Linked DNA regions of Homo sapiens: all the other regions are linked to region 2. Evidence: chromatin loops called from intact Hi-C (ENCODE). Cell type or tissue: heart right ventricle. All regions are shown on one strand.

Region 1 (2,500 bases), 52 kb before region 2:
TATAGGCCTGATTAGGCTTGTGACCACTCTGTTTGGCTTCACTGAAGGGCTGCCAAGAGATGGACTTTTGAGAGTGACACTGCAAGATAATTGAGATCCTAAGTAAAGCCGTGAGAGGGTGGGGAGAGGAATCCAGATGAGCTTGCTGCTGTCAAATGGCAATGGGGAGCTACACTGAGAAACTCAAAACATGGTGAACTCAAGTGTTCTGCCCTGCCTTGGCCTCCCAAAGTGCTGGGATTACAGGTGTGAGCCACTGTGCCTGGTCCTTCTTTCTTTCTCTTTCTTCCTCCTTCCTTCCCCCTCCCCTCTCCTCCATTCCTTTTTCCTCCCCTCTTTCATCCCCCCTCCCTTTTTCCTTCCTTGCTTCTTTCCTTCCTTCCTTCCTCAGGGTCTTGCTGTCTCACATAGGCTGGAGTGCAGTGGCATGATCACTGCACCATGACTTTCAGGCTCAAGTGATCCTCCTGCCCCAGCCTCCCAAGTAGCTGAGACTACAGGTGCATGCCACCATGTCTGGCTAATTTAATTTTTTTTTTTTTTTTTGGAGACAGAGTCGTACTCTTTTGCCCAGGCTGGAGTGCAGTGGTGTGATCCTGTCTTACTGCAACCTCCGCCTCTCGAGTTCAAGTGATTCTCCTGCCTCAGCCTCCTGAGTAGCTGGGATTACAGGCATGCACTACCACGCCTGGCTAATTTTGTATTTTTAGTAGAGATGGGGTTTAACCATGTTAGCCAGGCTGATCTTAAACTTCCGACCTCAGGTGATTCACCCACCTTGGCCTCCCAAAGTGCTGGGATTACAGGCGTGAGCCTCCATGCCTGGCCTAATTTTTAAATTTTTTTGTAGTGACAAAGTCCCAGTATGTGGCCCAGGCTGGTCTCAAATTCCTGGCCTCAAGCAATTATCCCACCTTGGCCTCCCAAAGTGCTGGGATTATAGGCATGAGCCACCATGCCCAACCTAGTGTTGTAAAATTTCCATATCCATCAAGTTGCCAAATGGTGGAGGACTTTGCTGTATCCTCTCCCTTTCCCCACTGTGGTATGCTTGGCTCAGTGGGAGGAGGGGCTGGAGTTGGGTGGGAAAGTACATGAGGCACTGGAATCAGATAACTCTGGGTCTGTATTCCGCACATGCCACCTGTGAGTGGCTGAGCTGGGCTTCTGGCCAGCACTCAAAGGCCACATTACTAGATATAGATGTTCCTTTCACCTTGCTGAAGATGGGGAGAGCTGCACCGGACCACCTCTCAGGGTTTCCTAATGCAAATCCTTGAACCCTGCAGAAGTGAGCATCCAGAGAGGTGGGAGCTACCCGTATACACACTGTCTGTGCCCTGCTCATCTCCCGTTCCTGCAGCATGAAACACCTGTAATGCTTTGTTCTGTTTATTGTCTCCCTTTCTCATTAGACCTGAACTCTGGGATACTGTGGGCTTAAGTACTTCTGAAAATTTCTATGGCATCTGCTGGGTGAATTTTCCTAGGGTGCTGGGCTGGTTGTTAAGACAGCCTGGGTGACTGGCCTCATTCATGGCAGGGGCAGCAGGTGGAGAGCGGTCCTGGAAGGATTTGAGGAGCTGCACGGAGTGAGACCCAGCCCCTGGCCCCTGATTGTCACCTTTCTCAGGATCTGGGATGCTAATTCAGAAACTCTTGACTGCTGGAGGCTGTGATTGACCCACTGAGAGCTTTTAGGCATGTGGATGTGACTCAGCCAGGATCGATGGAGCATTGACTGCTGATTGGACTCCTGTGGGAAGGTAGAGGGGGGCAACACATAATGCCTTCACTGTGGGAGCTTCATCAAGGGGATGATTCTTGGACGGACATCTTTTCCTCCCTCTTTCCACAGAGGCATGCTAGCCCTGTCATTCTAGGAGTTTATTATCCTTCAGACACAGCTACTTATGTTTTTAATTCCCTCACAGGATGAAGACATGAAGAGAAAGTTTCAAGATCTTCTGTGTGAGGAAAATGAATCCACAGCTCTACTCCAGGTTCTAGCCCAGGTATTCGTATTCCTGATGATCACTAAATGTAGTCTGGGCTTAAGGAGATGATAAGCAAAGATGATGAAATTCAAGATTTTCCTGAGTAGCAATTGCTTAACATTGTTTCAGTTATAATGTAGTAGAAACTCTGTTTGAACTTGATTCACTCCAGCACCCTTAGATTTAAAAACGCAGGATATGTTTAATATCTAACACATAATAGACAGATAAGCACAGCTAGGGATTGTCATCCAAAAGGTCACCTGCAAGGCAATTTCGAAAGACTCTATTAGGGGCTCAAATATAAATTTGTTGGAAAAATTAAAATTTGGGTCAGTAGTTGATTCCTTGATTACAAGTTTATTCTTTAAAGTTCTTTGTGAGTATAAGTTAATTCCAGTCCTACTTTGTTGTTGTTGTTGTTGTTGAATGGTAGCTGTCCTTTTTCCCACTGTTTCCTCCCCGCTGCCCCGATTTTTATTTTCTTGAGACAGAGTCTTAGT
Region 2 (2,500 bases):
ATTTGTGTGTTTGTGAATATGAGTGTATGTGTGTGAATCTGTATGCCAATGTATAAATTCTTTTTTGTTTTTTTGAGACAGAGTCTTGCTCTGTCACCCATACTGGAGTACGAAACATGATGAAACCCCATCTCTACTAAAAGTACAAAAATCAGCCGGGTGTTGTGGCTCAGGCCTGTAATCCCAGCTACTCGGGAGGCTGAGGCAGGAGAATTGCTTGAACCTGGGAGGCAGAGGTTGCAGTGAGCCAAGATCATACCGTTGCATTGCAGCCTGGGAGAGCCAGCCAGCCGGCCAAGCCAGCCAGCCAGCCAAGCCAGCGAAGCCAGCCAAGACGGCCAAGCCAGCCAGCAAGCCAAGCCACCCAGCCAGCCAGACAGCCAACCCAGCCAAGCCATCCAAGCCAGGCAAGGAAGCCAGCGAGCCAAGCCAGCCAAGCCAGCGAGGCAGTCACCAAGCCGGCCACGCCAGCCTGTCACCCAAGCCGGCCAAGCCAGCCAGCCATCTAAGCCAGACAAGCCACCCAGCCAGCCAACCAGCCAAGCCAGCCAGCCAGCCAAGCCACCCAGCCAGCCAAGCCAGCCAAGCCAGCCAGCCAGCCAAGTCAGCCAGGCCACCCAGCCAGTCAGGCCGGCCAAGCCACCCAGCCAGCCAGAAAGCCAACCCAGTCAAGCCAGCCAAGCCAGCCAATCCAGCCAAGGAAGCCAGCGAGCCAAGCCAGCCAAGACAGCTAGCCAGTCACCCAGCCAGCCAAGCCAGCCAAGCCAGCCAGCCAGAAAAGCCAACCAAGCAACCCCGCCAGCGAAGCCAGCCAAGCCACCCAGCAAGCCAAGCCAGCCAAGCCAGCCAAGCCAGCCAGCCAGCCAAGCCAGCCAAGCCAGCCAGCCAGCAAAGCCAGCCAAGCCAGCCAGGCCACCCAGCCAGCCAGCCAGCCAAGGCAGCCAAGCCAGCCAGCTAGGCCAGCCAGCCAGCCGGCCAAGCCAGCCAAGCCAGCCAGCCAGCCAAGCCAGGCAAGCCAGCCAAGCCAGCCAGCCAGCCAAGCCAGCCGGCCTACCAGCCAGCCAAGTGGCCAGAGAGCCAAGGCAGCCAAGTCAGCCAGCCACCCAAGCTAGGCAAGACACCCAGCCAGCCAAGCCAGCCAAGCCACCCAGCCAGCCAACAGCCAAGCCAGCCAGCCAGCCAAGCCACCCAAGACAGCCAGCCAGCCAAGCCAGCCAAGCCACCCAGCCGTCCAAGCCAGCCAAGCCACCCAGCCAGCCAACGAGCTAAGCCAGCCAGCCAAGCCAGCCAGCCAGCCAAGCCCGCCAAGCCACCCAGCCAGCCAAGCCAGCCAGCCAGCGAAGCCAGTCAAGCCAGCCGGCCTCCCAATCCAGCCAAGCCAGCAAGCCACCCAAGCCAGCCAAGCCAGCCAGCCACCTAAGCCAGCCAAGCCAGCCAGCCAGACAAGTAAGCCAGACAGCCATCCAGCCAAGCCTGTCAAGCCAGGCAGCCAGGCAAGGCAGCCAAGCCAGCCAGCCAGCCAAGCCAGCCAAGCCACCCAGCCACCCAAGGCAGCCAAGCTGCCCAAACAGCCAAGCCAGCAAAGCCACCCAGCCAACCAAGCCAGCCAGCCACCCAGCCAGCCAGGCCAGCCAGCCAGCCAGCCAGCCAGCCAAGCCAGCCAAGCCAGCCAGGCCACCCAGCCAGCCAGACAGCCAAGCCAGCCAAGCCAGCCAGCCAGTGAAGCCAGCCAAGCCAGCCAAGCCAGCCAGCCAGCCAAGACAGCCAAGCCAGCCAAGCCAGCCAAGCCAGCCAGCCAGCCAAGCCAGCCAAGCCAGCCAAGACAGCCAGCCAGCCAAGACAGCCAGCCAGCCAAGCCAGCCAAGCCAGCCAAGACAGCCAGCCAGCCAAGCCAGCCAGCCAGCCAAGCCAGCCAAGACAGCCAGCCAGCCAAGCCAGCCAGCCGGCCAAGCCAGCCAGCCAGCCAGCCAGCCAACCCAGCCTGTCAAGCCAGCCAGCCAAGCCAGCCAAGCCAGCCAGACAGCCAAGCCAGCCAAGCCAGGCAGCCAGCCACGTGAGCCAGCCAGCCAAGCCAGCCAGCTGGCCAAGACAGCCAAGCCACTCAGCCAGCCAAGCCAGCCCAGCCAGCCCAGCCACCCAGCCAGCCAAGCCACTCAGCCAGCCAAGCCAGCCCAGCCACCCAGCCAGCCAAGCCACCCTTCCAGCCAAGCCAGCCAAGAAAGCCTGCCAGCCAAGCCAGCCAAGCCAGCCAGCAAGCCAAGCCAGCCAAGCCAGCAAGCCAGCCAAGCCAACCGGCCAGCCAGCCAGCCAAGCCAGACAAGCCAGCCAGACAGCCAAGCCAGCCAAGCCAGGCAGCCAGCCAAGTGAGCCAGCCAGCCAAGCCAGCCAAGCCAGCCAAGCCACCCAGCCGGGCAAGCCAGCCAAGCCACACAGCCAGCCAAGCCAACCACGCCAGCCAGCAAGCCAAGCCAGCCAAGCCAGCCAGCCAACCAAGCCAGCC
Region 3 (2,500 bases), 1.9 Mb after region 2:
TAAGCCAATACTTCACCAACATATGTTGCCATATTTTAAGATCTAACACACAGGTGTGGTGGCTCAGACCTGTAATCCCAGCAACTTAAGAGGCCAAGGTGGGCGGATTGCTTGAGCCCAAGAGTTCAAGACCAGCCTGGGCCACATAGTGAGGCCCCATGTTTACAACAAATATAAAAATTAGCCAGGTGTGGTGGCGCATGCCTTTTTTCACAGCTACTTGGGAGGCTGAGGCAGGAGGATTGTTTGAGCCCAGGATGCAGAGATCGTGGTGAGCTGAGATTGCACCACCGCACTCCAGCCTGGATTGACAGACCCAGACCCTGTCTCATTAAAAAAAAAAAAAAAAAAAAAGAGCTAACAGACTGGCGATGGGACTTCACTGTGAAACTCCCATTCATCCTGCAAGTTTCCCTTGGGTGACAGCTGAGGAGCCACCACCGCAGTGCCACCAAGACTGAGGGGTGTCCCCGCCTGTGACCTCAGGTCCCCCTTCTGCCTCTTTAGTCCTCCATTCCTTGTTCCACCAATGACCAATATTAAATTCTCTCTGCTAAACTAACCAGTGCATTTTCTGTTTTTCTGACCAGACCATCATGGGTACAGAGAGCCAGCGTCAGCTCAGAGTGAATATTCATAAAACCTGATTTCTTGCTTAATCTTAAGCAATAATCTCATCTCTTCTTCCTGGTCCTCAGTGGATCACCTCACACCCCAGGGACATGATCACTGCTCTATAACATAGAACTCATGGGACATTTAATGTTAACTTAATTACCCCCATCATTGGCTTGCTGTGTACCCACTGTGGCACTGAATCATGGCACCCAAAAAGATGCCCACGTCCTAATCCCCAGAACGTGTGGATGTGACCTCACATGGTAAAAGGGACTTTGCAGATATGATTAAGTTACGTATGTTGGCAGGGTATGGTGGCTTATGCCTTTAATGCCAACACTTTGGGAGGCTAAGGTGGGAGGATTACTTAAGGCCAGGAATTCAAGATCAATCTGGGCAACATAGTGAGACCTTATCTCTACAAAAAAAAAAAAAAAAAATTAGGGCAGGGCACAGTGGCTCATGCCTGTAATCCCAGCACTTTGGGAGGGTGAGGTGGGCAGATCACCTGAGGTCAGAAGTTCAAGACCAGCCTGGCCAACATGGGGGAAATCTCGTCTCTACTAAAAATATAAAAATTAGCCAGGTATGGTGGCCCACACCTGCAATACCATCTACTGGGGAGGCTGAGGCAGGACAATTGCTTCAACACAGGAGACAGAGGTTGCAGTGAGCAGAGATCATGCCACTGCATTCCAATCCGGGTGATAAAGCAAGACTCTGTCTCAAAAAAAAAAAAAAAAAAGCCAGGTGCGGTGGCTTACGCCTGTAATCCCAGCACTTTGGGAGGCGGAGGCAGGTGGATCACAAGGTCAGGAGATCGAGACCATCCTGGCTAACATGGTGAAACCCCGTCTCTTCTAAAAATACAAAAAAATTAGCCAGGTGTGGTGGCGGGCACCTTTAGTCCCAGCTACTTGGAAGGCTGAAGCAGAAGAATGGAGTGAACCCGGGAGGTGGAGCTTGCAGTAAGCCCAGACTGCGCCACTGCACTCCAGCCTGGGAGACAGAGTGAGACTCTCTCTCAAAAAAAAAAAAAAAAAATTAGCTGGGCATGGTGGCTGATATGGTTTGGCTTTGTATCCCCACCCAAATCTCCTCTTGAATTGTAATCCCATAATCCCCACCCGCCATGGGAGGGAATTGAATCATGGGGGCAGTTTCCCCCATGCTGTTCTTGTGATAGTGAGTGAATTATCTCAAAATCTGATGGCTTGATAAGCGTCTGGTGTTTCCCCTGCTGGCACTCTTTCTCTCTTCTGCCACCCTGTAAAGAGGTGCTTTCTGCCATGATTTTAAGTTTCCTGAGGCCTCCCCAGCTCTGTGGAACTGTGAGTCAATTAAACCTCTTTTTATAAATTACCCACTCCCAGGCCGGGTATGGTGGCTCACGCCTGTAATCCCAGCACTTTGGGAGGCCAAGGCGGGTGGATCACGAGGTCAGGAGATCAAGATCATCCTGGCTAACATGGTGAAACCCTGTCTCTACTAAAAATACAAAAAAATTAGCCGGGCGTGGTGGTGGGCACCTCTAGTCCCAGCTACTCAGGAGGCTGAGGCAGGAGAATGGTGTGAACCCAGGAGGCAGAGGTTGCAGTGAGCCGAGATCGTGCCATTGCACTTCAGCCTGGCAACAGAGCAAGACTCCATCTCAAAAATAAATAAAAATAAATGGCCAGGTGTGGTGGCTCACACCTGTAATCCCAGCACTTTGGGAGGCTAAGGTGGGTGGATCACGAGGTCAGGAGATCAAGACCATCCTGGCTAACATGGTGAAACCCTATCTCTACTAAAAATATAAAAAATTAGCTGGGTGTGGTGGTGGGCGCCTCTAGTCCCAGCTACTCTGGAGGCTGAGGCCGGAGAATGGCGTGACCCTGGG

Evidence for each region. Peaks named below come from ENCODE experiments on the same cell type or tissue, not always from the same donor. Only the 100,000 strongest peaks of a DNase experiment are listed, where the experiment ranks them.
Region 1: a loop joins it to region 2, with 6 times the contacts of the local background. A loop is called at or near these places in 6 of 110 quality-filtered maps.
Region 3: it touches region 2 in a loop (6-fold over the local background); 10 of 110 quality-filtered maps call a loop at or near these places.

What each region holds. Positions count from the first base shown.
Region 1 is chr15:20,288,179-20,290,678 of GRCh38, forward strand. It overlaps the pseudogene CHEK2P2. Among named protein-coding and RNA genes, the nearest start is that of GOLGA6L6, 250 kb to the right of the region's middle. In heart right ventricle, no CTCF peak of the experiment used is centred here; DNase peaks (open chromatin) are centred at 863 and 1,213.
Region 2 is chr15:20,339,962-20,342,461 of GRCh38, forward strand. No RefSeq gene overlaps it. Among named protein-coding and RNA genes, the nearest start is that of GOLGA6L6, 200 kb to the right of the region's middle. RefSeq lists enhancers at 151-674, 675-1,196, 1,197-1,720, 1,721-2,242, 2,243-2,500. In heart right ventricle, no CTCF peak of the experiment used is centred here; DNase peaks (open chromatin) are centred at 540, 1,200, 1,610 and 2,110.
Region 3 is chr15:22,243,493-22,245,992 of GRCh38, forward strand. The region is part of intron 1 of LOC101928039 (a long non-coding RNA gene); the gene reads right to left. Among named protein-coding and RNA genes, the nearest start is that of MIR1268A, 19 kb to the left of the region's middle. In heart right ventricle, no CTCF peak of the experiment used is centred here; no DNase peak of the experiment used is centred here.